Linked DNA regions of Homo sapiens: region 2 is linked to region 1. The links are chromatin loops, found by intact Hi-C in ENCODE. Cell type or tissue: Panc1. All regions are shown on one strand. Links, peaks and the distances in the headings refer to the core of each region. The heading gives the core; the rest is flanking DNA.

Region 1 (15,995 bases), core at 2,544-10,543:
AGTAAAGGGGTTTGCATGGCCTGTCAAAGGAGATGCATTTCTCATCCCTTCATTACTCTTGCACAATTCCATTTTGTCATAGATGGAGTTTTGCACAGTCACTTGTCAGAGATAGAAAGGCAAGTGCTTTTCTAAGCTGAAAAAGGCACAAACTTTAGAAAGAAAGGATGGTGTGTCCCTGACTGCTTTTGGAAAAGTGAATTCCAGTGAACCTCCTTGCTTCAGTAGTAAGCTGGGAGACACAACACATTCAGAGAGAAAACAGCTGACAAAATCATCCATCAAAGTCTGAGACTGGGAATTCACCAGTCTCCATGAAAGGTCTTTGCTTTTGCATGACAGGTTATTCCATCATTCTGAAACATACTTCCCACTTTCCCATGGGTTAAACTTGTTCTATGATCAGCAGTCCAATTCAGGTTTCAAGCAATCATTCACTCTTAGTTCTTTCAAATGTCATAAATTGATACGTTGCTAAACATTAGTTTCTCATAGAATGTTTCCTAGTATTTCTCAAACTGTGATCATTTTTATGCCACCAAATATTCATTTTCTTGCCAAAAGCAAGATAAATTTAGATATCTGCCTTCTCCCAAGGTATACTGAATAAATTGGTCTTTTGCCAAAAGGCTGTTTAGGGTAGGTTGGGGAGTTAAACCACAGCAACCCTGCAATGAGAGGGACAAGCCTCACTTTTCCATTCAGTAACTGTAGGCTCATGATGTCAGTAAGACTTCCAGGGTCTCAGTTTTCTCCTCTAATAAACAAAGTACCCTAGATGATAAGAATTACATAAATGCATGTGGATATGTTCTAAGCTATGAAGCATCATCTAACATATTACTTACGCTTTTAAAGGCACTTAAGCACAATATGACATTTTAGAGTTCATAATTACAAATGTGTCACCTGGAATACAAAGATGACAAATATGCCCGGCTATTAGAATGCACACTTCACAATGATAGTAGTGTTTGTCATGTTCACTGGGCTGCAGAAACACTGGAACAGTGCCTCACACATAGTAGATGCTCAATCAGTACTGTTGAATGAAAAATTGTATAGTGTCCTTTGTTAAACATAACAATTTATAATATGCTGCTACTTGCGATTATTTTAATAAATGGTCATTTTTTTCATTTATGTTCTGTCTCCTTTCTAGGGAAAGTTGAATTGTTTTGCAAATAAAATTACAAAACCTGAGTCTAACACTATTAGCATTCAAAATATCACCTAAAATATGTCTGATTAGAATATATCAATTAAATTTAATTTACTTTAAATAGCCAAGAGAATAGGAACAACATATACAGCCATTTATAAACAGCAAATAAGAAATGACAGTTTCCAGATTTATATTTTCTACATATTTTAAAAATTCCTATGGCATTCACATGTTCTCACATGTTCTGTATGTCAAAAACTTTTCAAGTTAATATTCAGTGCATTTTCTAATGTTGATAATTCTATAATATATGCGTTGCTTAATGTCCAGTGATTTGGGTCCATGGGGATGACCCCATTACTAACATTTTCTTATAAGCTATTCTTTCAAACTATATATTACAACTTTTTAAACTAAAATTTTTTTGCCCCTAGTTTTTTGTAGAGAATGATTTTAAAACGTAAGTTAACCATGGCTGCTATTTTAATACAGCATTAACTGTCTTCCTCGCCTCTTAAAAAAATTTATCATGTTTTTAAAAATTTTATAAATGATAAATTTGCATTAAACCTTATATTGCTTTTAATCTCCATGAGCCAGATAAAATTTCACCTTCGGTTGTACTTAATTTTGTCTGTAATCTGACCGGGGTCTTGATTACTCAATCACCAATTTCTCAGGCCAATTAACATTTACAACATCTTTAGAATATGAGGGATGCTTTTTATAAGAAGAATAAATTTTATTTGATATAATGTAATTAAAGCATTTTACCTTAGTTGTAATGTTCATTAGTTGTTTTTTTTTGTAATTTCTATGTAGCCATCTACATGACATAGAATTTGTTATACTGTAGTTGCAATAGAGAATAAATTTTACAATTTTCCATGCACTTTTATATGAAACTTTAAATTGCACTATTTCAGTTAGCACTTCTTTAAATATATAAATGCAGTTCAATAAAGTTTGCCATAGAGACCATTTCTGTGATCAGAGTTTTCTCATCATAAAAATTAAGAGAATGAACTAAATGGATTCTGTTAATTTTAACCATAAGATACCATAATTGTACAAACCTGATTTAATGCTGACTTTTCGACAACTGCAAATGTACTTAGATGAGAAAATGTGAAGTTGAATATAATATCATGGTTACAAATGCACAGACCATTTTGAATTGCAGGTCTAAAAGAGCGATTTTTTTAATAAAACATTAATAATAATATGCAAACTATTCTCTTCCAACCCAAATATTACCAATATTTTGATATGCACTTGAAACAAGACCTAGAAGAAACATAGATATTACAATCCATCTTATCTCTGGAAGATCTGGATGTATGAATATTTGATCCTGACTTTGTCATACTACATTGAGCAGAGAATTAATATGTATTGAGTGTGCCCTATAGGTCAATAACTGTCCTGGGCAGCCTGAGAACATTTTCAAGAGCAACCCTTAAAGCTTAACAATGTATGTAGTTTAGTTTTTCAACAGCCACAGATAAATTCAGTCCTTCTAACTTTCTACCTAAGGGTTCATTTACTCCCTTTTACGATTGTTGTTTAACATTTCCCCTACCACTTTGCCGTTACCTTTATTGTTGTTGTTAACAGACACAGTAATTCAAGTTATAGCAATGTAAGCAGGCAGACACAAACTGAAGATTACATGAGAGAGTTGAGAAAGAGTCCAAGCTGAAGTGACCTTCATGCACAGGTAGAAAATGGAAATCAGTAAATGACTTGGCCAAAAGTAGGAAAAAATCAATTTAGTTTTTAAAAGAATGGGAGAGGAAGACAAGAGAAACAGAAGAGAGAGAAAAGAACGCCATCAGAGCAAATTTAGAGGCCAGAAATGAAAGAAAAGACACAGCAATATGGGATATAGGTGGGGCTCCATTTGCTCATTCATTGATGTATCATTCATTCTACAAATTTAGCAGGTGCCTTCTATGGGGATGCACTATGCTGGCCCCTGAGGATTTGGGAATAAACAAGTTAAACAACGTCCTGTCCTCAGGGTAATTAGCTGAAAAGGCAAACAATTTTTGTTTTATATATTTAATTGTTAAGGGTGTAAATTTTGCTGGATATTTACTTAAACTTAATATCTCATGGAAAGTAATGTTTACTCTGAATTTTTTCCTTGAATATTTCCTTCTCCTCATATGCATATGAAAAGGACCAAGAAATGTGTTTTGCTCATGTAATTCTTTAATCTCCTTTATTTTCTGATTTAAATAGATATCTAAGTTTCAGATGCACAATTAATTCCTTTCTTCTCTTGCATTTTTGAGTAACAAATGATGAGTATGGAGGGAAAATTGGCTCAATAAACATAATAATAAAAACTGTCAGTATACTTGAATCATTTTCCCAGTGCACCAAAAACTAATTGAGCTCTAACACACAAAGTTGACCTATAGGAAGAAGCAGGGGTTTTTTCATCTTCTTGACTACTATTCTTGTCTCTTTCACAGTCTTACCAGCCACGTGAGAACCATACATTTATTACTCCATTCATCTTCTTGTACAATTTACCTTCTCATACCTTTTCCCTTCTCTTTTCGAATTATGTCTTGGTCCCAAATCCAGAATCCACAAATGCATGGTCATGAAACAAATCCAGACCACAGAAATGTTGCTTTTGGGTCCCCAAGTTTTAAAAATGTTTCATTTTGTTAGCTGCCAGTGTTTAAGAACTGGAAGATATAACATACCTTTCCCAAGGTACATGTTCTTCTGAAAACTGGGAAGATTTGGTCACAGGGTATCAATAAGGGGCTGAATAGCAGTGAACAAGAGCTCTCCAATTCGCCACAGTCCCCAATTCTCCTATTCATGCCTGAGTCTGAGGCCAAGGTTCTGCCAGTTGACATTTATCATCATGTTTCTTTCTACTACTGTTTCATTGTTGGAAATATTTTCCTGTACCAACATCTGTCAGAAAAGTTGAAAAATGATAGATAAATCACCTCATTGTTTTTTTTTTTTCTTTTTTTTCTGTTGCTGTTTAATGCCAGGGGTTAGAAACATTCTGCAAAGGGCTGGAAAGTAAACATTTTGGGCTTACCTGGCCATACTGTCAGTGTCTATACTAAACTCTGCTATTGCAGTGCAGCATGGAAGTAGTCACAGACAATATGTGAAAAAAAATAGGCCTGTGTTCCAATAAAACTTCATTTACAAAAACAGGAGGTGGGCTGGATTTGGGCCAGAGTTTGTGGAGTGCTATCTCTCTATCTATGCTGTCTGGATCCTGTGGGCATGTGGGTTTGCAACCTCTGCTCCCATTTCTTTTCAGCTTCAGTTTCTATCAAAACAACTTTTTATTAGTTCCTTTTCCACCTCACTTTGGACTCGTTTATAAATGTTGATATTTGTTTCAAAATGGCTGTTATAAGATAATGTCAAATTTGTCTATTAACTTTCTGGGTCAGAGAAAGTCAGTCCATCTTGCGGAGCAGCAAGTGCAAATCTCAAGGACAGTGGAATGGTAGGTGCATAGCTATGAATTTGCTGCTCCCTTCCTCAAAACCTTTGAGGCTTCTCTATAGCCTAATAATACAATGGAGTCTGATACCAATGTACTGTCTCAGCCATATTTGTCCTCCCTTGCCCCACCTATGAATTATTTGCTCAAGCCATTCTGGATTGTTTGCTATTATCTAAGTATAACTCCTAGCTTTTGCTCTTCATTTCTTTGATCAAGCTTCCTACTCTCTAGTACAGAAGGAGGTTGGTTTAAGGGGAATCCAGTTCCACCCATATTATGAAGCCTTACTAAAATGATATGCTTCCCATGAAGCCTTCTCAAATTCCAACAGTTACAGTTAAGGTCTTCAGTCTCAGTGTTCTCTTAGCACAATGAGAACACTTTTTACTAGGTTGTATCATATGAGGTTGTTACACTTTTAGGTCAAATATTGGCAACCTAATATATATATTCTGCTTAAGATTATATCAATAAATTATATACATGTCTGTTCCACTCCTCAAAGGCAGAGACTGCATCTCATTCATCTTGCTACATGCCTGGTGTCTAACACAACACCTTGCTCAAAGAAGAGAAGTATTGAATTGACACACTGAATTTACAACATCTTCAGTATTAACAGAGTAAGGAAGATAGTGTGCACATCTCTAAATTACTTTTAACTACTGCAAGGAAGGCCTTAATTCCTGACCTAGATTACTTAAATTTATAAAAATAGTGCCAGGGTTTGGGGGAAAGGGGGCAGAGTTGTAGTTGAAAGATGCATTGGCACTTTGCTGGCTGCTGACATTCTGCTAATTTCACTAGATAACAGGGACCCAGATGTTGTTATATGATTAAGTCAGTTTCAACTAGAAATATTGTGAAAATCTTGTGGCCAGAGGAAGCCTCTCATATTCAGAGTAAAAAAAATCTAATTTAGTAAAATGTGTGATGTCTTATGGGCTGTCTTATATCCTTAAGTTCTTTTCAATAGGAGAGCAAAAGAGAAATCTGTTGGCAGTACAGTGCTTGCCACATTCCTGTTGCTAAGCAAAGGGAAGCTAGGGAGAAGAGGAAAAGCGAAGGTCTGTGAATCAGGGGCAGTAAAATTCTAATCAACTCTTGGTGTTATGCTTGGCTGACTTTCTAGAGAAGGAAAGGCAGCAGTCTGCATTGGTATATCCAAAGGCTCAGGAATGTAGTCCCAGTATTCACAAAGGAAAACGCTTCCACTGTGAAGTTTGCAGTTAAAAAGATACAATCTCGGTTGTAGAAAAAAAAAAAATGATAAGGTAACCTCAAGCAGCTGAGGAGCTCACAGACATTTTTTTCCAGTAAGTGACTATAAAACAGCTATAAAACGGAAAAATTATGACAAGGTATCAATCTCTTTTAAAAGGATAGTAGGATAATTTTTTATGTTAAGAAGGTTTTCATTACAAACATGCTAAAATGTAGTCTTTTTTTCCAGTAATTTGAAAATACATAAGTTTAAAAGTTAGGAAAGAAAACAAAAACCTTACTGTGTTTCATCCCTCTAGGGATCCCTTAAGGCATTTAGAGGTAAAGAGCAATTAAAACGGGGCCTTTGGATTCTTTGCAATAGAGACTCCACAGCAGGGGGAATTGGGAGGAGGAGGCAGAGTGTGTGTGTGTGAGAAAGAACCACTGAATGTTCTATAAATAAATATGATCTACTCTACATATCCCCCTAGACATGAGGGTGACCTCAGAAATGATATTGAGATTTCAGGCTACCTGCAACAAATCATTATCTTGGATTCACCTTGACAATATAAATGGTAAAAAAAAAAAAAAAAAGGAAGAAAGGGAATATTCCTACACTCAATTCAAATGCTTAGTTTCCTTAATTTCAATTTGCCACATAAATAAATGAAAATCTAATCAAATAACTAATAAGTTTTAAATAGTCCCATAGGTATTACATTTTATGTAAAGTATCTATGATATATTTTTAAAATATTTATGTTGTTCCTTCTTGGGAAATTTTATTGATTGTGTGTTTATATGTGCTCAAATAAGAAAAAGGTTATTTGAACATTGGGCCAAGAAAGATTCTATTGCTTGCAAAAGAAACAAAACATGACAACATCAACACAATAGAACAAAATTCAAAACTCGTTTGTTACATTTGTTAGGGATAATTACTGCACACTCTGAGCATCATTGGTCTAAGAATAATTTATTTACCAAAGCAGTAAGAAGAGTCTTTAGAAATTAACCAGGAAAATGGCAGAAGGCAATATAAGAAGTCAAGTAATACTCTCCTGCAAATGTAATTGTTCCGTTTCCAGCCCTGCTTCTCTAGGAGTATATCTACTGATATCTACCAATTAATTAGCATTTCCAGGTGCATTTAAGTCTTGGCATCAGGCCCATAGTCCTTGTTCACAGGTATATGAAAAGAGACCTTGCCAAATGCTCACCAGCACTATGGGGAATGAAACTGCCCATGCCATGATGGATTACATCAGGAAAGATCTATCTAATGAAGGTCTTCAGAAGCAACAAATCAACACAGAAAAATGGCTGATGTCCAGAAAAGGGAAAACAATTTCTTTAGGTCTCTGTACAGACGATGAGTCCAGGGAGGAGGAAGAACATGGGGAACTAGGTAGGCACCTGCACATACACCACAGCAGGGAAAAACATAAGGTCCGCCAGAGCAATGCCAGGAAATGGTGATCCTACACCCTGACCAGGGCAAGAGCCTTCTGCTGACTGCTCTGGCTTCACAGCTATTCCAGGGACTGAGCTTTTCCCATTAGGCCAGTGGTGGTGAACAGACCTGAGACTCTGCACTACTCTTTATCAGTTCCTTTAAAACATGTCCACATGTAAATAGTCCTTTTAATAAACTCTCCTCAAATTTCCCTGCTTAAGTCAGCTGTCTGTGTCCTGTGGGCTCTCTCACTGATACATCATCCAAGTCAGGAAAGAAAGGATGAACACAGTCACACTAAGGCTAAGGGGCTTACAATCCCCCACCAAAAAGCCTTCCTTCTAACTGATATCTACTAATTAAGGGGCATTTCCAAGTCCATCTCAATGTATTAGCACCATATCAATTCTTATTATTCACAAGCATGCCATTGAAGACCTAGTGAAACATTCACAGAAATCCAGTATGTCTACACCGGGTCTCCAGCCTCCCTCCAAATCTAATTCACTTTTTTCCAAGAGAGAAATTAAATCACTTTGGTATAATCTGTCTTAGTAAACTCAAGATGATTCTCAGTGATCACCTGCAACCTGTCTTAGTGTTCACTATATTTTCACTAATTGATTCCAGATTTTTGCTCATGATTGGCATCATCCCACCAAGCTAATTAATCTAAAAATTGGGGGATTGAGCTTCTTTTCAAAAATTATATCAACCTCTGGTCAATTACAATCTTCCTGCTCCTCTCCCATTCTTTGTAACTCTATAAAGTAACAAAGATCAACATAGCAATTGCATTTATCCCAGTGTTACATAACTAACTTGTCTAATGTTTGTTTTACCCCTAGACTGCGAGCCTTGAGGGCAGGGATTGTATCTTACTCACCTCGAAATGGACATCATTGCTGGTACCTAGGAAAATGTCAGGGTATTACAGATGCACAATAACTGTTTGCTGAATTGAATTTACTGCACCAATGTAGTGGTTTAAAATTTCCTCATATCTTTGGGCTTCAGCTTCTTCTCACTAGTATTATACCCTATCCAATCTAATATTTATTTCCTTTGATAGAGAAACTGTTATGTGTTGGGGGAAGACAAAGTAGGACTTGTTATCCTAGAGGGGCTTTTGGTTGACTCATCCAATCACCTTCTATCTTCTTGTTCTGAACATACTTATAAACTTTTCTCATCTTTGGCATTTTCTCCCTTTGACACATTCTACAGGCTTCTGACACTTGCGCTTGGTTATTGGGCTCTTCTCCCAGCCTCCTGTCTTTTATCCTGTATGTGCTCATTAGAGAATTTCTCACCCAGTCATTTATATATAGGACGACTTCCCTTGCCTTCCTCATCACAATCCATGCTATTATTCTATTTGAATTTCAGTTCTGGGAGCTTCCCACCTTATTCAGCAATCTTTTTGTTTCAAGCCAGACTGTTACATTATTCATCTTTTTTTTTTTTTTATTGTTCCAGCATAGAGGGCAAAAAAGCCATTCTCCACTGGCAATGATGTGGATCTTTGGTATCCAGGGTTCTAAATATTGCTTATGCAAATAAAGCAGTTTTGAAATTGGCTTTGGACTACTGGATGGTTGATTTTTTAAGGGTGTTTTCATCAGGTCAGGCATGACCCTCTCAGGTTTAAGGACAGCACAGGACAGGGAGAAATAATTCTTTTCTCTGCCTCTGAAGTTCTACAGGTTGTCAGATGGGCTCTGATGATCTAAAAAAGAGAGACTTTGGCAGAAAGAGTAGTTGACAACAATTGCAACCTAAAACAACATCTGTTATGTGAATTGTGACATATGCTGTCACTTTATAGGTTTGGGTTTGCAGGCCTAATCTGTAAAGCTGTTTATTCTTGCCTTAGGAGGAATTAGCAGTAGGCTAATATAAGGATATCAGAGTTCAGATTCTAATTCTGCTGCTAATTCACTGACTTAAAGCAGGGTATTACTTTACCTCCCTCGGCTTAAATTAAGATGAGCTTCCTCGTCTTAAATTGTGTGATTATCTTTCCTCTTCAAATATGTGAATAAATGTTTGCTAACATCTCTCCCAACTCTGATAATTCGATGATTCCCTGAAAGAGAAGCAATTAGCTAAAGGAGGTTCTTTGGCTTTTTTTTTTTTGGATTGGAGCAAATGAGCTAGCTCCACAGGCTGCCTGTGCCATGACGCCGTGACTATTGTCTTGGGGTAGAGCCTTAAGAATATCAGCCTATGAATGAACAACATCATTCTGACATCAGGCAGATTTCATTTCAGATTCTAACTTTGCCAGTTACTAGCTCAGTGAACTTGGGCTAAACATGAGCCTCAGTTCATCTTCAAAACAGGGATCCTAATAGGACCTACTTCATGAGGGTGTTGAGGTTGTTGTGAGGGTTAAAATAATAAACACATAGTAAGCACCCAGCTCAAGGAGTGGCATGTGGTAAATTCTCAAAAGATGTTACAAAATTAATTAAACTTACAAGAACTACTACAAATGGAAGAATTCCATTCAATCCATCTTTTAGAAAAGATAAAAACTATTCACTATTCTTTTGGAAGAGATCCACTTCAAGCCTAGGCCCATTCTGGTCCAGAATCTTTTCCTTAGATCCCTAAGAGGTCAGTACTTTTATTGTCCCAGCCTTTTATTCCTTTAAGTAGGGAGTTTTCTTCCATTGACTACCAAGGATGTTTAGGCATTTTCCATCCAGGCTACACAGAGGAGGCCCCTCTTGGTGTTCAAGGTGATAGTCCTTTTGATATTTTACAGGTCCCTGCAGGATTTTGTTTGATCTGGAAGTATTTCTTCAATTAGATACATAAATACAAAACATTTGTCCTGTGAATACATTTCTAGATATTAAAGAGGCATAATTTGAAAGAGAGAGTTCCTGACCTTCAGAACTACTGATGAGACAAAAATATATAAAATAACTGACTTTGTACAAGGATAGTAAGAGAAGACATATTTAAAATACATAATGCTATGAGGCTAAAAAGGCTACAGTGTAGGAAGGGGCATCTGAAATTAATCTTGAAGAATTAGTAATCTTTTCTCAGGCAAAATTGGTAAGAAAGAGCTGGTTGAGAAGACTGGATCTCACAAACAAAGGTATGTCTATAAAAAACATAGAAATGCTGAGAGGAAAATAGATATTCAATTTGGATATGTTGGGTCTATCAGAGCAGACAACTGAGAAACAATGAATGTTCTTGAGCACTAGAGGATACTATCTGAGATGGGCAAAGGTAATATCTATTTTTTATTTAACAATTAAACCACAGTCCACTCATTCTGCAGAATATATTAGTTACTTATGATGTGGCTGGCAAGGTAGAGTCTTTAATATATAACTAGAAATGTTTGTGATCACACCTAAATTAATACCTGCTCAGATGAGAAAGCCTGGGAGCCATGTGGGCCCTTTGCCTCAGAAACACATTCTGTACCTTCCTTGGGTCTTCAATTACTGATAGCCAGTATTTATTGGAAGTTGCTATATGCCAGAAATTGTGTTACATGTTTTGCAAAAATAATTAGATTTACTCCCATATTGGCCCTATAAAGGTGGGCACTATTATCCCACTTTACAACTGGAGAGCTGAGTCTCCTACATGTAAAACAACCTGCCTGAGGTTATACCACCAGAAAATCTTGGAGCTGGAATTCCAACCCAGGTCGATCTGGTTCAAGCTTTCAACTACTATGTTACCTGCTTTCTTGTAACCACTTCCTCAGCCCACGTACTCAAACCATTTCATTACAGAAAAGTAGAAATAATGCAAGAATTTCACCCTTAGCTCCTTGTTTCTCCACTGCAGATCTGTCTAGTGTTGAGGGGGGTGCGCCGAGGTCTCATCCTCACTCTCAGCATTAGGAACATGTAAAGATATTTTTAAAGTTGGGAATAATTTCACACATTATTAAATGTGCAAAAAAACCTAAATGCCTAATACCTCTATTTAGCCATTTGGCTAACTGTGTTTTTCATAACCTCCTTACACAGGCTCCATTATAAAAGAAATATCTGGGAAGCCCCAGTTTGAACTTTTGTATACACTTGTTAGTGTGATACTTAGGGTCAGAGAGTGTTAAAATTCTTCTCCTGCTAGTTATTTTTTTACTTTCTTAGAAAAAATAATATCGTGAAATCTGGCCTTTTCCTGCATTGTTTTCGTATGTTCCAATACTTCTATTATTTACTTCTGGTTTCTGGGTTACGGATGCTATTTAAGAACCAGTTTCTTTTTGCAAGGTTAGAGAAGGGTGTGAACTGATATTTAGCTAAGAACAGAACTTCTATTTTAATTTACTTCTACAGAGCAGCTGTCCGAACTCCAATCTTGTAATATTATTTAGCATGTTTTCAAAATCATAGTTATTTTCCAAAAAGATTTTTTTTAGTTGTTATAACCTCAAATTCTTTAATTAGATTTTTATCCATTGGTTATCTTAAGCTTACTATATTCCTGTTGACTTTACCATTTAACTTTAGGTCTAAACATACCAAAATTAAAAAAAAAATAAAAATTATTGTATAATAAAAACCAATTTCTCTAATTACAAATGTAAATATTTAAACTTTAGGACTATATTCTAGAATTTTCACAGCAGCTCTTTATATTCTAAATGTGAAGGGCCTATGTTAAAACTGTATGAAAAATACTTTTTTTTTTTTTTTTGAGATAGAGTCTCCCTCTGTCTCCCAGGCTGGAGTGCAGTGGAACCATCTTGGCTCACTGCAACCTCGTCCTCCCAGGTTTAAGAGATTCTCCTGCCTCAGCCTCCTGAGAAGCTGAGATTACGGGCGCACCACCACACCCAGCTAATTTTGACTTTTTTTATTTTTTTATTTTTTTTAAGGTAGAGTCTCACTCTTGTTGCCAAGGCTGGAGTGCAGTGGCACCATCTTGGCTCACTGCAACCTCCTCCTCCCAGGTTTAAGAGATTCTCCTGCCTCAGCCTCCTGAGTAGCTGGGATAACGGGGCCCGCCACCACGCCCAGCTAATTGTTTTGTACTTTTAGTAGAGGCGGAGTTTTACCATGTTGACCAGGCTGGTCTCAAACTCCTGACCTCAGGTGACCTGCCTGCTTCGGCCTCTCAAAGTGCTGGGATTATAGGCGTGAGCCATCTCGCCGGGCCAATACTTTTAAATAGGCACAAAATGGTCTATAGCAACTCAATAAAGTACAACGATGAAAGTTCGATGCCCACCAACATTTTATGATTCTGTTTATTCTACTACTACTTATAAGTGAAATAGTGCTTTCCTGGCTACAGTGAAAAAGAATCATGCTTCTAACTTAAGCAGCATGATTTGGAAAATTAGTTTATAACAATTCTTATTTTCCAGTATTAATAGTAGATTCAATTTTTTTTAATAGAAGAATATGTAATTGTCTACCTTACAGATTAGCAATGAACAGTTTCAATGACAATCTTACCATTTCCACATAGAAAATACTTAACAGTATGTAAACATACTATAGATATCGTTAAGTGAGATAAATCTAGAATTCATTTGTACCAATATTACTGTCTAAGGCTACATCTAACCATCTACTTGGAAGTCCCAGGGACTTCAACTTGTCAGGGATCAAGGGCCTGAAACACTGAAGTCAAGAGAAGGATATCAGTGCTTTCTTTTTTTTTCAGAAATACATGAGAATATTTACTATCACTTTGTCAGAAGTGTTTTATAATCAGAATCTTCTGTCTTTATAGATATTTAGGGAGGTACTGTGGCAAGCATTTTATCAAAACATTTTCCTTTAGTTAGTTATTTAATTATTCTCAAAGATCGAAGGACTTCAATTTGGATGTGTCCTTTATCTTTTGGAGAAGACTGCTCTGAGCGTGGGTGCCAGTCAATGCTGTGTATGTCATCTGGGACACATAGTAAGGATTCCTTTGGGAGTGAGCTCCATACTCTCTCAGACCACTGAAGTTGGTCTATCTGTTCCAACATTAAGGGATAACTAAAATTTTTAATCTTTCCTAAATGACAGATCCCACTGGATATGCAAATGTGCCCTGGGGCCCATGGATATTCCCAGCAAATCTCTGTGTGTTCCCGGAGCATGTGTCCCTAGAGCCCTGCGCTTTCATTCTACACACATTTTAGAGCAACTCTTTGGCGCCAGTAGCTACCAACGCCCTGAGAATACCAAAATATGAATGTGGAGATCAGAATATCATTTGGTAAAAATGAAATCAGAACAAGATACTTTGGTAAGGTAAAACATTATTTAATGTCATCAGGCAAAGACAGTTGAATTACAGGGATGACTTGCCCATAAGAATGGAAATATTCAATGTCCACTGCCTAGAGTTAGAAAGTGTATGAACTTTGTTATCTGAGCAGGTGCAGTCCTGAAAATAAGAAGGGCACTGTTAATAGTTCTGCCCCAACAGGCATGAACCAGAACAGTCCTGAGCAAAACAGGAAGTCTGATTACCTTAGCCAAAACCTTCCACATCTGTCTTCACATCAGGAAGAGCCTTGTGACCAGAACTCTACTGGGATAAAGACTGTCTAACTACCCTTTATGACTGCCTCTGTTGCTTCTTTATGTAGGTTAATTAATTCAAATGGGTTATACTGGCATCTCACAAAACTGGAAAGAACCTGGTTCATGGCTGAGCGTGGTGGCTCATACCTGTAATCCCAGCACTTTGGGAGGCTGAGGTGGGTGGATCATGAGGTCAGGAGTTCGAGACCAGCCTGGTCAATATGGTGAAACCCCGTAGTCTCTACTAAAAATACAAAAATTAGCTGGGCATGGTGGCGCACACCTGTAGTCTCAGCTGCTCGGGAGGCTGAGCCAGGAGAATCGCTTAAACCTAGGAGGTAGAGGTTGCAGTGAGCCAAGATCATGCCACTGCACTCCAGCCTGGGCGACAGAGCAAGACTCCATTAAAAAAAAAAAAAAGAACCTGGTTTATTGGATAGATGAACATCTATACTATTGCCCAAATGCATATTCGGAATGCAAACTACTTTCCTCATTTCTGAGTTCACAGGGAGGTGGGAAAAATATCACATGAAAGCTGACAAATACTGACAACAAAGACACATGATACCACAGGAAATAAACATTTCTACACTGTGTATAAAAATAATATAAAATGGCATTTGAATTATCAGTATAACAGGTTATCATTGCAGAGTTAAGGTCAGCAGTTAAGGGTTATCAAATTTATTGATTAATTGGCTCTCCCCTGTCAATGAGGTAGCCATCTAGGTATTTTCCCTATTGTACAGATAAAGAAAGTGAGGCTAAGAGGTCAAATGACTTCTGAAAAGTCATACTCTGGAACTAAAATTAACTGTTCTTATTCTTAGAACAGTGGTTCTCAAAGAGCATCAGTACCATCTGGGATCTTGTTAGACTGCAAATTCTCAGTTCCACCCCAAAGCAGCTACACCAGAAACTCTAAGGGCGGGACCAGCAATCTGTTTTAACAAGCCCTCCAGGTGATTCTGATACATTCAAAATTTGAGAACCACTGACCTTGGGAAGAAAGAAATCTTGCAAATTTCTCTCCCCTCCAAATATTAATTGGTTCTCTCTTTTTTTTTATTTTTCATTTTTAACCATTTCTGATGGAGTTTTTTCTAAATTGCTTTACATACTTTCCTGGTTTCTTAGAGGTATGTGTATATAATTTAACCAATTTTCACCATTTTGATGACTTAGTTTTTAATTTTTAAATGGTTTTATCCTTTTCATTTTCATCTCTCCCTGTCACTTGTTCTATCAGAAAATCTCTGTGTAACAAAAACAGAAAAGTAAGCATCTAGAATTGTATTTTAAAATTCATCATAAATTAAAAAGTCATCATAAGATTTTGGAAGAGGTCTTGTGGAGGAATGGCTTCAGCAGTGGGTCTTTATAAAATCCATCTCCCGAGCATTAAGTGACAAAAACCAAAAGAACTTTCAGCAAAGGCAGACAGTAATGTACAAGATGATATGCAGAATGGCAATTATTAGTATTTTCAAAGAAAAGAAGTTTTGTTTGTTTGTTTGTTTTTCTGCAAGATGTAACGTGATTTAGAACAAATTGCCTGACAGTGACTTAAACCTAACGGGGCTCTATAAATATTTGGTGAAAGAAAATCTGCCATTGTGTCCAAAGAGGAACAAAATAGTAATATTTAATCTTAAATTTGAGAAACAAGTAAGCAAATATCTGCCTTTCCCAGATACCACAATAAGTAACAGAAAAACAGAATCATTTCAAAGAAGGCTTGGCCAGGGAGTTGAAAGCTCTTCTTCTTTGAGCAATTGTGTTTCTATGGAAGGTAACTCTGGCTTCCTGCATGGAATATCGTTCTTAGGAAGAATAATTTGCTCTCTAACACTCTTGCCATAGTTAGGTATTACGGAAAGTACTGGCTTGAATGTCCATGACCAGGACATATTCTGGTTCTTTGGAAATAGAAAATCAAAAACATTAATGATTTTATTTCAAGCTACTTACAGATAGTATATACTCTTAGGTAAAATGTGTCTATTCACAGCCTATAAATTGTTAGAAAAAATAGTGTGTCCAATATATTTGATCATCAATTTAGCAAAAATCGTAAGTTATTATACTGTGTTGTTTGTTTTCGGTGAAATATTTTTATTTTTTTTCTTTTCCATTCAGAAATAA
Region 2 (15,995 bases), core at 4,986-12,985, 150 kb after region 1:
CCTATATCTGACTAACATATTTATATTGCTACTGTTTGTTTTCTGTTTAGGAATTATCTATTTACTTGCTACTATAGAAGAAAATGATTCAGCCCTCTTTCCCCTTCCTGCCACTCCTACTACACACACATTCATATACACACAAACAAACACACAGACTTCCCATCTATGTCTTCCTCCCAGTTCTATGAAATATCAAATGTGGTGAGATCATTACTGAATGCTCACATTGTTATGACTCTATAAATGTCCTTCATAGCCAATCCATGCAGTACATTATGAGTAATTGTCCTTTTCTGAAGAGCATTTTGTTTTCTGATTGTTAGCAGCTGTTGTTTTTGTGTTCATTTCTGTTTTAGGTAATTAGTTGTGTATGTACTTACTCCAGACGCTTTCCTCTCAATACATTTATTCATACCTAGTAGGTATGCTATCAAGTTCATCTACATGAAGTCACTCCCAAAGATACTGGCTTTGCTTCAGTCAGGATCAGGAGCTCCTGAAGCTTGACACTTCCTGCCTGTTAACCTGAGTTTTCTTGTCACCTCACTCTTGATTCAGCTCATCCGGATCCCACTTTCTTGACCCCCTCCTCCCTCTTATTTGGTGATGCACATCCTTTATTACATTTCAGAGAAGGCGTGTAAAGTAGGTAAAATTTTTGAGAGCTAAACTATCAGAAATGTCTTCGGTCTATCATCACAATCAGTGACAATTTTATTGGGCTCGGAATTCTATGTTGGGAAATTCATTTTTCTTGAGAATTTTGAGGACACTGCTCAGCTTTTTTTTAGCTCGAAGAAATATAAAGTCATTCTGCTTCTTAATCCTTTGAATAGAAATATATTTCCCCTTGAAGCTTGCCCAGTATTCTAAAATTTCATGATCAAATGCCTTCATTAGTGGATCTAATTCATCACTATGTTGGGCCCTTACTGGGCCTTTATAATTTGGAAACATTGTCCTTCAATTCTGGGAAGTTTTCTTGGATTTTTCTTTAATGACCCCCTTCTATGGATCTTCTCTTTTTCTATTGAATATCTTGGATGAACACTCTCATTTTCTAACTATTTTTTTTTTACTTTTGAATATTTAGCCATTTGTTCAATGTTCTAGAAGATTTTCTCAATTCCATATCTTAATTGAGTTTTTCACTCTGCTATAATATTTTTCATTTCATTTCCAAGAGCTGGTTTTGTGCTCTGCCAGTTTTTCTTTCTCTCTTACCAGTATCCTCTTCTTGTTCCATTCATATACTATTTTCTCTTATCTGTCTGAAGTTATTTATGGTAGATGATTGCTTTAAAAAGTTTCCTCTCCATGCATACTTTGTCTCCTCCAAGTAGCAATTTTCTGTCTCTGTGTGTGTGTATGTGTGTGTGTTTCTCTTTTACATTATTTGCTTCACCAAAATACTTTGTGAACCCTGAAAGATGCTTACGTTTGCATCACTAAAAGTGCTGATTTGAAGCCCTGTTCACATAGATGGGGCTTGTTAACTATGGTCCTTGCAACAGACTGATCTACCTAGTGTGTTTCCTTGTGGACTCTCAATGTCAAAACCTTTAGAGTTTGTCCACTCTTTCAGTGGGTCAATTTTCCCAGAAAAGATGCTTCCAGTCTCTTACCAAGAGGGAATGTGTCTGGCTTCCAGTGTAACAGGAGCCGAATGGGAAATAAGAACTAGGAAATTTCTAAATTCACTTATGAACTTCCATTTCATTCTAACTTTTTAGGTTGAAAGACTCTGCCTTTAATTCTGCCTGTTTTTTTTTTCCAACTCCAGAGACCCTTTATTTTAAACTTACAGTAATAAATATCCAGTCTTGCCAGAATGGAGAAGAAACTACTGTGGTAGTTTATAGGAGTCAATTTGTCCTCCAGCTCACAAGAGCAGGTTGTTAAATTTTTGGAAGTTGTCATGCTGATTGTTAAACACTGTCATTATTTAAAAGTAAATTATACAAATATGCAGTTAAATAAATTTATATTAAAACAAAGGTAATAAACACAAAGAAATTCATCACTTACTAGTTATTATACTATGTTTTATGCTTTTGAGGTCACTTGCATATTGTATTTCTACTACACGAGGTGTGCTACTCACATCTCTTCCCAACTCTGCATTCAGTGATGTCATGCAGTAGCTTGACATTGGCCATGATGGTGGTATTTACTCCACAGAAATTGGCAAATACCACAAATCACAACTATTTTGAGACCTAGTTGTTAAGTATTTGCCAGCACGCCACTGGGCAGATGCCCAGTTTCTCAAAGCCAGGGAGGGGATCTGAGGTCTTACTAATTCTTAAACACATTTTAATCAATTCATCTATTTTTAGCCTCAATTTTACCCCAGGCCCAGGGGTAACTGGTGACTCCAGTCCTTATGTTTTCTGAAGTTGAACAACAAAAATCCAATCGCTTCTCAGCATTTTAGTTTTATTTGGTCTGATAATCAGAAGTTTCTCTCTCTTCCATCCTTTTCAGCTTCCAACATGTTCTCACTATGATCTCCAACTCTGTTTGGTTTTTATCCTTATAGAATTGAGCATTTTTATAAAAAATACTCATTATTTCATGGATGTTTGGGGAAGGAGTGGAAATATGTGCATCTGTTTAATCTTCCATTGCTAACTAGAAATCATGTCATATACTAAAATGATAGGATTTTAGCTTCTCAAAGGAGAATACAAAGTTCTCAAAACATGAGACAAGTAATCTGGAGTCTGATTTTGGCACCTGTATTAGTGTCTTCTTGGGCTGCCATAACAAATGCCACACACCGACTGGCTTAAACAACAGAGATGTATTTCTCACAGTTCTGGACATTGGGAAGTCCAAGATCAAGGTGCCAGCCAATTGGGTTTCTGGTGAAGCCTCTCTCCTGGGCTTGTAGATGGGCATCTTCCTGTTGTGTCCGTACATGGTAAGGAAAGAGAAAGAGCAAGAGACCTCTCTGGTGTCTTTCTATGATAAGGACACTAATTCTATCATATCAGGGCCTCACCTTTATGATGTCATTTAACCTTAATAATCTCCTTATAGGTCCTATCTCCAAATAAAGTCATAGGAGAGGTTCGAGGATTAAGGCTACAACCTATGAATTCTCGTGTGGGGTAGAAACACAAATATTCAGTAACAGGAAAAAAAATTTCCAACTTTCCTTAGTGCCTAGCGAGAGGGATGAGAACCAAGCCAGAAGAGACTCCCTTGGTGAAAACTTCTTCATCCTCATGTTGGTTCAAAACCACTTTGCATTCGTGACAAGAGGCATAGAAAGAAGAGTAAATAGACTCAGAATCACCCTTTTTTCACAGCCCAGGAATCTGTTTAAGCAATGCCTCAGCATTGGGCTAATCTCCCCAGAGTATAGTTCTTCTTGCTTGCAAGATTCATAAGTCTTTAGAATTGTTAGTTATTTTCTCCATCTTCCTTTAAGAGTCTACATTCCTGTCTTGCCTTTCAAAATACAGGTAACAACTCTATCACCACTTCCTCCATCAGTTACTTGGGTCCTAATACCAAAGGTTTGAAAGGCTTCTTACCTGTAAGTCTTTAGTGAAGCCTGGTTATTTTAAGGAACATATTTATTTGATAAGATAGATATATTAAAAATAAGGGCTATGGGCTATGCTTATTGGCAGTCACAGCTGTAACAGTTGCAGCAATTTTGATATTCTATCAACCAAGGAGATATTTGTACTTCATTGTGTTACATATTGGAGACATTGTAGAATTTGGACTGAAAAATGCAGGCAATTCGGCAGTGAATGAATCAGGAAATGGATATCTCATGGAACATACTTTTGAGTGGCTGAGTGTGGTTTCTTAAGTCATTGCCACATTCTAAACATTAGACATTTTAAATTTTCAAGAATACTCCCTTATAAATTTCAAAAGTCTACAGCATCCATTTCAAGATTACAGTTGACATTTCCTATTTTCACCTTCCTAAGGCCTCCCTATTTTCTTATCCAATAGAATATGTTAAGTAATTTAAAACATACACACAAAACTAGACCAGGTATGATGGCTCATTTCTGTAATCACAGCACTTTGGGAGGCCGAGGCAGGAGGACTACTTAATGCCAGGGGTTCAGGACCAACCTGGGCAACACAGTGAGATCCAGTCTCTACAAAAATAATAAAAATTAGCCAGGTGTGGTAGTGCATACCTAGAATCCCAGATACTCGGGAGGCTGAGACAGGAGGATGGCTTGACCCCAGGAGTTTGAGGCTGCTGAGCTATGATTGTGCCACTGCACGCCAGCCTAAGTGACAGAACAAGATCTTGTCTCAAAAAAATAAAAATAAAAATAAACACAAACTGAAGGCACGAAGTTTTCTTATTAAACGGGCTCATGATGAGCCAAACACAATGACTAAAATTATACTCACAGCAAAGTGTATGATCAAAAAATCTTATTACGCAGAGACAAAGAGGACATCCTACACATTTCCAGGGAGAAGAACATATTCTAATGATGGTCTCTTTATTAGCAATATCTAGCAGAGTACCTGGCTCAGGGTGGGCACAAGAATGTTTTCCTCATTAACTTTATTCCACAGAGTCCTGGGTTAAAAAAAATACCTCAATATAGGTCATCTATCTCTACTACATTACTAAACCATTTCCCTCAGGTCAAGTATTTCAAGTTAGGAACACATTTTCCCAGAGGATAAGGAACATAAATCCTAGTTAGATTCCCAAGAGAGCCCACAAACACCTCTTTAAACTAGAGAAAATCATCCATTGTTGCAATGCTAGTTATTAAAATGAAAAGCACGTGAGTGAGTGAGTGTGTGTGTGTGTGTGTGTGTGTGTGTCTTGAATGCTGGTATCTAAGGAAAAAACAATTTAATACAACCACCTACAGCCATGTCAAATTATAAAATGGGTGCTTTGTCTTACTGTATAAAGTGTAAAAATAACTTCTTCAATTCTTCCCCCATCTCTGCCCCTCACTCCAGGGTGTTCTTCCTTAGGAATGAGGATTCATGTTGGTATGAGGCTACTATACAAAGCGAGCCTCAGAGAAGGGCTCCTTTAGATTAAAGTCCCCAGAAACAGATCCTGAGACAAGGGTTCACATGCAAGAATTTATTAAGGGAGTGTTCCCCAGAAAAAGAAGCCAAGCAAAGTGCAACTTCAGGCAATGTTCTATAGACTGTGTTTCACAGAGTGCAGCAAGGAACGCTGGAGGAAAAATTACAACTCTCTGAGGCAAGGGAGCTAGGCTTTTGTGCTCTCATATGTGAGAAACTGCAAGGTTTGCTCTGGGGTGGGTGGAATCTCCTAAATGCTTCCAGTTTTTCTTGATGTCTGAAAAACCATCAGTTACCCAGGGAAAGTTCGCTAAAGAAGAGTGGCCAATGCAGGCTATTGGAAGCAAAAGTGGATTTAAAGTGGGGAATGGCATGTGGGGATTTTAAAAGGAAACCAAGAGGATGTGCGTGACATACAGGTGTCCTTTAAAACTTGTAAAGAGTCCTTCATGGACAGCTTGACAATTTCAAAAAGTTGAGAGTTTAAGGGTCTGTTGGTTAATTTGTTCCCCTGTTAGACCATGTCAAAAGTTATGTACTTTGTTTAAGCATATATTTATACCTTCTTTTACCAAAGCATCATTGCTTCTGAAAAAAGGCTAACACAGGCCCACATTTTCTCTCTTTCATCCTTCCGCCATATTCAGTGACCTGTCCTTAAGAGGAATATCTCTACCAATTCACTTTGCTCCATTGCAGTCCACCTTGCTCCACCTGCATTAGTCTTGGCCTGTTCTGTTACTCACAACCCAATCCACACTCTCTCCAATTCAGGACCTCTGGGACACGGGAAAGGTGAAGGAATAGGTAAATAACAAGACTCTCATATAGTTCCCAATTTAATCCTCACAACTATGCTTTGATAGCAGTACTATACATATTTGATAGATGTGAAGATGAGACTGAGGCACAGAGAAGTACCTTGTCCAGGAACTTACAACTAGAAAGTGGTAAAGCCTGAATTCAAACGCAGCTGCATGTCAAGGGCCATGCTCATAAACACTATGCATACTATCTCTCCTAACAATCTCTCAGACATGTATTATTAGTGATATTTTAGGGAAAAAAAGAAACTAATAAAAGAGAAATTAATGATAATCCATTCATGCTCACATAGGAGCTAAGGGGCATAGTGAGAACTTCAACACAAGTCAGAGGACCCAAAAACCCATGATCTTTCCGTGATACTTCCCACGAAAAGAAGGCTAGTTTTTTTCCAGTTAACTGGGGGTGGAGGAGATCCAGAAAAGCTAGCCCAAGACCTATCATTTCTCAAGAATCATGCCAGGATCCAAAAAAGAGTTAAAGCATTGAAAGTTGAGAGATAAAAATCTCTCGGGAAGAAGAAAATGGCCTCTGTCCATTCCTGCCTGCGGGCCATCCAGAAGGTTGAGTGTAAAATTCAACTGAAGTTCTATGTCTATCAGGAGGGTAATCTGCATTAAAAATTCCTGGGAGATGAGCTGCTCTGAAGGAGGGCGGGCACTGCAATCCTTGTTGGAAGTGCTTTTGGAACTTTGGACAAAGAGAAAAACCCTACGGAAAGGAGATAAGAAGATGGGAGTAACAGCAAGTGGGGCTGCTAATCAGTCTGTTAGATGGCCACAAATGCTCTAATACCAGCACTAAGATGCAAAAAAAAGGCAGAGTGTGGTGACTGACACCTATAATCCCAAGCACTTCGGGAAGCCAAGGTGGGTGAATTGCTTGAGCCCAGGAGTTTCAGACCAACCTTGGCAACATGGCAAAACCCCGTCTCTACTACAAAGACAAACATTAGCCAGGTGTGGTGGCAGGCACCTGTAATCCCAGCTACTGGGGAGGCTGAGACAGGAGAATAACTTGAACCCAGGGGGCGGAAGTTGCAGTGAGCTGAGATCATGCTACTGCATCATTCCAGCCCCAGCTGACAACAGTAAGACTCTGTCAATAAAAATAAAAAATAAAAAACCTCAGGTTGCAGCCTGCATGTTTTCCTCCTATATGGACCCCTACCCCAGGAAAGTCATCACTGAGATGGCCAACCAGCATTATATGCACCCATGGCAGGATCTGAGTCAACCAGAAAAGATACCAGGGAACAGACTGCTAGGCTGAGACCTAACATTTGGGGAAGACCCCACTGTAGGTACCAGAGGGACAGTTATGGAACCTGGGGTAGAGGGAACTAGATTTCCAAACTGGCTAATGCACTATTGACATTTTAGGACAGATAATTCTTTGTTATGAAAACTGTCCTGTGCATTGTAGGATACATAGCAGCATCCCTGGCATCTACCCTCTTCTCAGTTGTGACAAGCAACATACCTCCAGAACATTGCAAATGCCCTTGGGAAGCAGTCTTTCCCAGTTGAAAGTCACTGGGCTAGCGGAATGATGAGGAGGCCTAGCAACTGCTGAGGCAGGGTTCTAAGAGCTTTACACATATAATCTTGTGTAATTCTCCTAACAGAAATCTGGGACACTATTATTATCTCTGTTTTATAGATGGAGGACCTAAGGCACAGAGTTGTTAAACAACTTACCTAAAGTAACACAGCATTAAATTGGCAGGCCTGAGAGTCCAACTGGGAGGTGTACTTCCAGAGACCATGCTCTTACCCGGTATACTATGCTGCCTCCCATTTTATAGATGAGAAATCCAAGGTGTAGAGAGGTAAAGGGCACAAGTACTGTCAAAACTCGAATTTGAATTCAGGTTTCTCTGACTCCAGAGCCCATACAAGAAAACACCATGGTCTACTAACTATCCAGTTTTTGCAACCATGAGGCTAGTAGGAGTGCCAACTGGGCTACTGACCTAAAAATTATTAAGTGTCTAAACACAGGCTCAGTCTTTAGTTCATGGACAAATGCAACATAAGGGTTAATTTCTACCTTCAATGGCCAGACAAATGTGGGATAAGGAACCAAGAGCTCATTACACAGAGTCCTGGATCGGTTTCAAAGCCCTATCTTTCCTTCTTTCACCTCCCTCCTCTTTCCCTTTCCTTCCAATTCTATCCCTCTTGAGCTGCTGTGCCTTCATTTTATCTACCATTTAAAAAAAGAAACACTACTAAATTTATTAAATAAAAAGAATTGCATATTTCTAATTCTTATGTAATAATATCACACACACACAACTTTGATGGGAGCATATAACACATAAATTCAAGCACAAACAAAACACAAAAGCTCATAATTAAAAATGTTACATTTCTATCTCTGAAACAAGAGGTAAAAACAATACATCTAAAGTTTTCCAGATCCTTTTAGCCTGCCAAAAGTCCTCAATTTATTTTTCCTGAATCATATGACTTCAATAAAATGAAGAATACTATTTCTACCTTAAATGTGAATTTCACTAGGAGTCTTCAAACCCTTGATTTACAAAAATTTATTCTTACAAATCTCATTGGGAAGGTGTGTAAATCTGTAAAGTCCTCAAGCAGACAGCAAACTAATTTGCTTTGACTCAGAATGCAGTTCCCCAGTACTGAGTATCACACTGCGCCAATACTTGAGTTTGTCTAAAAGCAGCAAAGCTGGGCACGCGGTCTGGCTGCTATCAAAGAATTCCCTTGAAATAGTGCTGAAAATAACTGCAATTGCTGTTAACTATAAGGTTTTCCTAAGTGAATAAGGCAAAAATAAGATTGGGGCTATTAATTTTAAATGAAATTGCTTACTTTACTCTTCAAGGCAACTAAGGAAACAGGGAATTACAATACACTCTAGCTGTGCCCAAGTAAATAAAGTCCCCCGCTTGAACCTGAGTTAAGTGTGCATTACCAGCGTTTAGGTATTTGATTACAAAAACACGGAGAGCCAAACCGTTTGACCAAAACATTTTGGGAGCTCATATAGAAGAGAAAAACTAGAAGAAAACTGCCTTTACCTCTGCAACAACCATGATTTCTGAGGCCAATAATTTAGAAGCATCCCGAAACTAAAAGTCAGCATGGAAAATGAGAGAGTACAGAACTAGATATTAAGAGACCTGGATTCTGAATGTGCCTCTTAGCAGTGATGTTACTATAGATCATAAACCCTCCAGACGTCTTTGTCATTAATTGTATAATGAAGGGGGTACATTTTGCAACTTTTATAGCCTTTCTTATCTGTAATGTGTGATTTTAAGGATCAGTGCTCTGCAGGGAAAAGAGTAAGGAATGTGGATTCAGCCAGACCCGAGTTCAAATTCAGCTTTTATTTGTATACTACGCTGTGACTTTGATCAAGTTATTTAATTTCCCTAAGCTTCAAGTGACTCAAATGCTAATTGTGGACTAATATAGCTTCTGAAGATGAAAAACAGTCTGAAATATAAATGTTAGTTTTGCTTATAAACTGTAAGGTCTATAAACCCTTACACATAAAGCCAAAATCAAAACTCTAAACACCAAAGCTTTGTACGTTTGCAGAAAACTCACTTGGTCACAAAACCCAACCTAATTTGGCCACAAGGGTTTCGGCAGCTTTTGTGTTTCCTATTTCAGTAAATATCCATATGTTTTGCTGAAGAAATGTAGATACGTTTTTTTATGGAGCGCTGCCCTAGACCCCCAGTGGATGTTACAGAATCCATTCTACATGTATCTTTCATGATACCATTCAAAAACCTGAAAGAAAAAAAAAAATCTGGATTCTAAAGCACACTGGGATCCAAAGGTTTCAGGTAAGAATTATGCATTTATGTTACAGATTTTAATTGTTTAGCATGTATTTTAATTTTTAGAATTTCTTATATTCATAGCTCAAAACCAAACACGACCCATTCAATAAGTAATCCATACAGAATGAAAACACAGAAAATACTGATATATTCCATTTTGTTTCCTAATTATTAAGATTTAATACTCTGTCTCAATTGTTATGTTCATCTATCTTCACGTACAGACTGAGTGCAAAGAACTGTTAGAAGCTGAGTGCTACAAGAAGAATAAAAGGGAAATATATATACATATATATATTTATAAAAAACACTGCATAAGTGTTTTCTATGCCCTAGATACTATGCTAGTCTCTTTACATATGTATTTCTAATTTAAGGTTGTGACACAAGTTCTGTCCCCTAGTAGTTTAGAGCCTAGATCCGGATAGACAAACAGCACTCATTGTTCACTGCACATCTACTGTGCCAAGCACCATTCTGGGGTCTAAAGCCTGGGGCCTGGATCAACAAAGGTGAGCTTACATGGACAAACAACCACAAGGAAACAAATAAATATATACTTTCAGGTAATTAAGTGCTCTCAAGAAACCAAGGTAAGATAATGCAATAAAGAATGTATGGGATAAAAGTGACTTGTTCAGAGAAGGGAGGTAGTAGTACCTGAGTGCATGGCGTGTGTGTGTGTGTGTGTGTGTGTGTGTGTGTGTATATATATATATAAAATACATATATATGTATATGTATATATGTATATATACATATAAATATATATATAAAATACACACACACATGTATTTATATATAGTATACATATAAAATATATATATACACACATACATACATATATATAATGTACACCCTCACAAAATGTGAAAAAAAATTATGAAGTAATAATTAAAAAAACAAGAGTTGACATTAAAAACCAAAAGAATATTAGACCTAAAGAAATGCAAACCTATAGTATACCATAAAACAAAGCATTTCAGACTGGTATGGGCAGAAAAGTTCTCCTGGAAGTGAAAGGCAGATCAGCCTTGAAAAGGAGGGGAACAAGCCAAGTACTAGCAAAGTGCAAGGAGAGACAGCTCCTAACTAAAAATCTCTGCTCCATTATTTTGGGCACCAGGATAAACTGCTTCCAATAGTGTTTATGTACAGTCTGCCACATTCAGCTCTAAATTCCCATCCTATATTATTCCAGGGGTTCTCTACTTTTAAGGCACGTCAGAATCACCTAGATGGGTGGTTAAAATACAGATTGCTAGCCCTAGCCCAGAGTTTCTGATTCAAAGAGTTTGGAGAGATATCTCAGAATCTGCATTTCTAACAAGCTCCCAGGTGACGCTGAAGCTGTTTGTCCAGGGCTCACACTTTGAGAACCGCAGGGTCTCTATATCTTTTAGGTTTTGCTCACCATTCTGGATTCTGCAAACAAACAAAACACAAGGAAACAGTATCAACCTGCACAACGATTCGTAGTGTGTTTTGAAAATCCTGTTGCATCACATGCGTTTTTATAAAATCCTCTAAATCCTTTGTTTATGTGTATACATAGGTATATCTCTAATATTTTGAATTCCTAATTGCTTTATACCTAGTTATTTATCCAAGCTGGTTCCCATCCACAAACATTGCTCACTTTTGTTCACTATTACTTATTTAAATATAAAAATCTGTAACTGAATCTTAAATCTCCAACTTACTGTAAACACATGGAACAGTTTATTGTCTCTGAAATTCCTTTATCAGTCTCCAGTGAATCCTCAAAGTAAGACTATTCTTTATTCTCTCACACTGAAACTTCATTTCTGGTACCCGCACAATAAGAAAGCAAGCTAACAGTGCTACCTCATTTCACTGCTGAATAAGCAACAGATTTGGCAGCATCCCCAGTTGGCTCATAACCCAGAAGCCTTTGCACCAGGCAGGACTGATAGGCATCAGAGCAAAGGCTTCTGGGGAACACAGCCAGCCAGTTAGCAAGCCAGGATCCTTAGTGAGACAAAGTGGAGTTAGCTTCAGCCACCTAAATCAGTTATGTCCCACTGGGGTTGGGACCACCTACTTTAGAGACCATTTCGTCTTCTTCATCTGCTTTCAGCCTCAGTGGCACAAGAACCCATTAGAATTCTTCCTTTAAAATCATTTCTATTCAAAAGAGAGGTTTAATTGAAACCCTCCACTTTCTTCACGAAATCATCACTTCAGGCACATCTAAAGAACTGAAATTTCTCCCTTTCTCTCTAAGCCCGTAAAGTTATTTTGTATTACATTTTTCTCATGTATGCTTGTCCATTCCTTTATTTCATCAATCAAATCTCTTCTCTCCCTTTGCCTCTCTCATTTCACAAACAGCTCTCTGATCAATTCTATATTCACCTCAGGGATCAGTGCTTATCTTTAACCTGTTGACTCTGTTCTTTTAACACTTCATGGCAGAATTTGCACAGGGAGCCAAAAAGCCAAGTTGGAAGGTTATTTCAAGGATATATCTTAGTGCTGAAGAAAATAGAACTGTAAAGCTGTAGAAAAGCAGAAGCCATACAGTTTGCTTACCAGAGTACCTCAAGATTAATCATTCTTAGTATAGGCACAGGCAGCAACAGGTGATCTCAGGCAAATTACTTAACTTCTCTGAGCTTGCTTTACTTTTGCTGTCCCTAAAATGGAGCAATTATTCCCTATATTTCAGAACTTTTATGAAGATTAGAGGGAAAAGGTATATTAATCCTCAGTAGAATGCCTGCACACCGTAAGTATTCTATAAATGGCAACCTGCTACTACTGCTGTTGTTACTGCTAATCAGATCATTAATACACTAATATACCAGATCTAGGCACAAAACTAAATGCTTCAATTCTCCAAAAACAACAACAAAAACCAGGCCAATTGAGCTTTTCTCACAGTAATGAGATTTAGTGTCCAATATAACAACAAATGCCCTGGGTCCAAATACAACCTTAGCATTCTAAACTTCATTGAATAAGCCATAAATTGTGTCACATAGTCATTCAAGTAAATTGATATTTGTAAAATAAAATGCTTATTTATATGAAAGGTATAGAAAAGGAAAATTTATAAATACAGAAAGCAGATTAGTGGTTGCCAGGTCCTGGGAGTAGAGCAGGGACTGACTGCAATTGGGTTCCAGGAAATTTAGGGGGTAATTGAAATGTTCCAAAACTGGATTGTGGTGATGGTCGTACAAGTCTATAAATGTAGTGAAAAACCTTGTATTTTACATGTATAATAGGTAAGTTTTATGGTATATAAATTATACTTCCATAAAGCTGTTAAAAATAATCTTTCTTGTATTACATGACACATCTCAAAATAAACTAGTATTTTTATTTTTATTCTAAAGCATTCCATTATCAGCTCATCATTATGACTGTCAAGAATTTGTCCAAGACCATTAATGTATTCCTCTACAGGCAAGCAGGACTGTTATCATTGCTTTTATCCACAATCATATTGTTTTTGAAAAGACATCTTGAGATACAGTATCAAGGTCATTAACAGAAAGCATTTATAAGCTAAGATTATGTTCTACGTCTGATAGCTTCTTGGTCTGGACAGAAAACATTCAAGTTGGGAATGAATGGTTTTCAAATAGAAATCCATTACTAGTGAATGACTTCTATGCAAACATTTCAACAAACAGAGAAGCCACTTTTCTTTAAACACTTTTGATGGATTTAAATCAAATCATTAAAGCAGTGGGTCTTTAAAACCTTCAACCAGAGCAGCAATGCCATAGTCTACATATATAGTGGCTGCAAATGTTAAAATAAATGTTACGAACAATATTATTACAATTTCACATACATGTATCTGCACAGAATAACCACTAAATACTAACACTTCCTGTCTTTTAGAGCATAAACAGCTTTACCTTGGCATAATACAATTATTTTCATGATTTTTTTAACATGGTTTAAATACATAGTGCTCAGTATAAACTTCATCAATCCATTCTTAAATTTTTGGTAGGCCTGTAACTGCTCATTGAATAAAATAAATAACATTATTATGGAACTTCACACTTGCCTATGTTCAACCCTTCTTGCCCACAGTTATCCCACACAGAAATTGTGTAGGATCCTTTCTGTCACTCAATCTTCCTCTGAGTCATACTCAGTAAAGCCAAGCTGGGTTGTGTTGGGCTCTACTCCAGGACCTTGTCATTACTGAACTTCTTTCCATCTCATGTTCTTCCATTTGGTTTAGACATGTACACAGCACTTTATCAATGGAAAATGGTTTAACAAAACTAATAAAAATTATGATAGTAATGAGAACCTCAACAGCAACTGTTTATTGAGCCCCATACTATGTTTTGAGCACTGGGCTGGGGATTCTCAAGCATTATCTCCAATCAGGGAAATGTTATAATCCTCATTTATAGTGAGAACATGGAAGATTAGATTCAATATTACACACCTAGTTAGTGCTAAAGTAGCAATTAAATTAGAACCCATTCTCCTATCCATTGTATATGCCATGTTCTGAGCTTACCTACTGTAATTTCCATAAATGCATTGCTGAATCACAGGAGTCAGTGGCTTCTCAAGGTAATCTCATGAGTACATGAATGCCCACAGAGTGTGAAGAATGGGTTGAGCTAAGTGTGATGACCTACTGGGTTTACAGTGGTATCATTTAAGAACTATTGGATTTAGGTTATATTACCTTAACTCTTTGATAATTAATTTTCTCATCTGTACAACAGTGATGATCTGTCCTCCATTATTTGCTCAGGTATTGTGAGGCATAAATGAAATCATACACATATTTATTTTTCTAGCCAATGAATATGTTGCAAAATCTATAGTTGCATTGGTAAATAGGTCACCTAGAAAAATAACTTCAGATACTCACATAAGCATATGACTAGATGAGGTGAAAAGTTTTTTATAGGATTAGGTGTTCTCAGTTTCCATCCTGAAGAGCTAAGAGACAATATACAAGCAAATTCCACCTTCACATTTTTCCTGTGTTTATTTTGATTAATGTTGAGGCAAGCACCTAGTTAAAAAGTATTTCCTTATGTGATTAATGGTCTCTACCAACTCATAATTTTAAGATCTTCAAGAATTTTTGGAGAGTAAAAATTATATCTAAATTTGAAAGGATTTTCTTAGTACGTGTTCTGGCTGTGTCTGCAAAATAAAATTAGTAAGAATTTGAAAAGATTATCTTCTATTTCCACTAATCCCATGCTTGTATTTATTAGCAATCAGTCTATCTTATTTTTAAGATTAACCAATTTATGAGATTTTATGTTGCAGAGTTTGGGATTACACATTTATTAGAGTTGGAGAACAACTGTGCTTCCTTGGAAAGGCATTACAAATCACAGATTATTCAAACTAGAAAGAACTTTTCATGACTGTAATCCCAATCTGAAAAATGGAAATGCCTTCAGAGGGCAGGCCAATAACATAAACAAGGGGTATGGGCTAGTTGAAGAGAGTATGGAGTGATAGGGATTATCATGACCATTTGGAGCACAGGCAATCCACAAAGGCATGCCAAAGCATCCAAATGCAATACCAAACATGCTTGGAAATTCCACTGAGCTCAGTGACATAGGTTTCCAATGTTTAAACTGTAAATTAAAAACTGAAGTATCTAAGGGCCAGAAACATGAAGAGGTTTTATCTTGTCCTTCATTTGACAAAAAAAAAAAAAAAAAATCATATTAAATATCTACTGTGTGCCATCCATTTCTGGGCTCCAAGGATGTAACATGGAGCAACAGAGAAATTGACTTTGTTTTCATGTAACTTACTATTTTCTGGGGGAAGTAGTTGTTAACCAATAACAGTCAAAACATAGAAATTCAAACTCTGATGGATATGGAAAAAATGTACACGGCACCACAAACCCAAACACTGAGAAATGGAAGCCCAATCCCAACCTAGGAATGCTGGGTCCAATCCATGTTGGAAGAAACAAAGGAGTGTCTTTTTTAGCATATAACCTACAACCACTGATTTTCAGATATTAAATGCTATGTGAGCGAGAAGAAGACACATATACTATAGTCTTACCCTATATTAGTTCCTTAACAAATATTTGGTAAATGATTGAACCAAAAAAAAAAAAAAAACTGAAAACCAATCCATAGAAATTTTTATTAACTGCCAGAATAAAGAATCAGAAAGCATTGATAAACTTTCCAAAAATTTCTATTAAAGACATTAATATTTAAGGGAAAAGAGGGAAATCAGTGAGGAAGTAAACCATTGGAAAATTGAGGTAATGTTTCTTCAAAATGGAAAT

What was found. A loop is a pair of places that touch in the nucleus more often than their neighbours do. Peaks named below come from ENCODE experiments on the same cell type or tissue, not always from the same donor. Only the 100,000 strongest peaks of a DNase experiment are listed, where the experiment ranks them.
Region 2: it touches region 1 in a loop (1.9-fold over the local background); 8 of 110 quality-filtered maps call a loop at or near these places.

What each region holds. Positions count from the first base shown.
Region 1 is chr10:51,234,781-51,250,775 of GRCh38, reverse strand. The region is part of intron 2 of PRKG1 (protein kinase cGMP-dependent 1); the gene reads right to left. Among named protein-coding and RNA genes, the nearest start is that of MIR605, 57 kb to the left of the region's middle. In Panc1, for the core only: no CTCF peak of the experiment used is centred there; no DNase peak of the experiment used is centred there; H3K27ac peaks cover 1,210 bases.
Region 2 is chr10:51,088,220-51,104,214 of GRCh38, reverse strand. The region is part of intron 1 of PRKG1 (protein kinase cGMP-dependent 1); the gene reads right to left. Among named protein-coding and RNA genes, the nearest start is that of PRKG1, 22 kb to the right of the region's middle. In Panc1, for the core only: no CTCF peak of the experiment used is centred there; no DNase peak of the experiment used is centred there; H3K27me3 peaks cover 256 bases.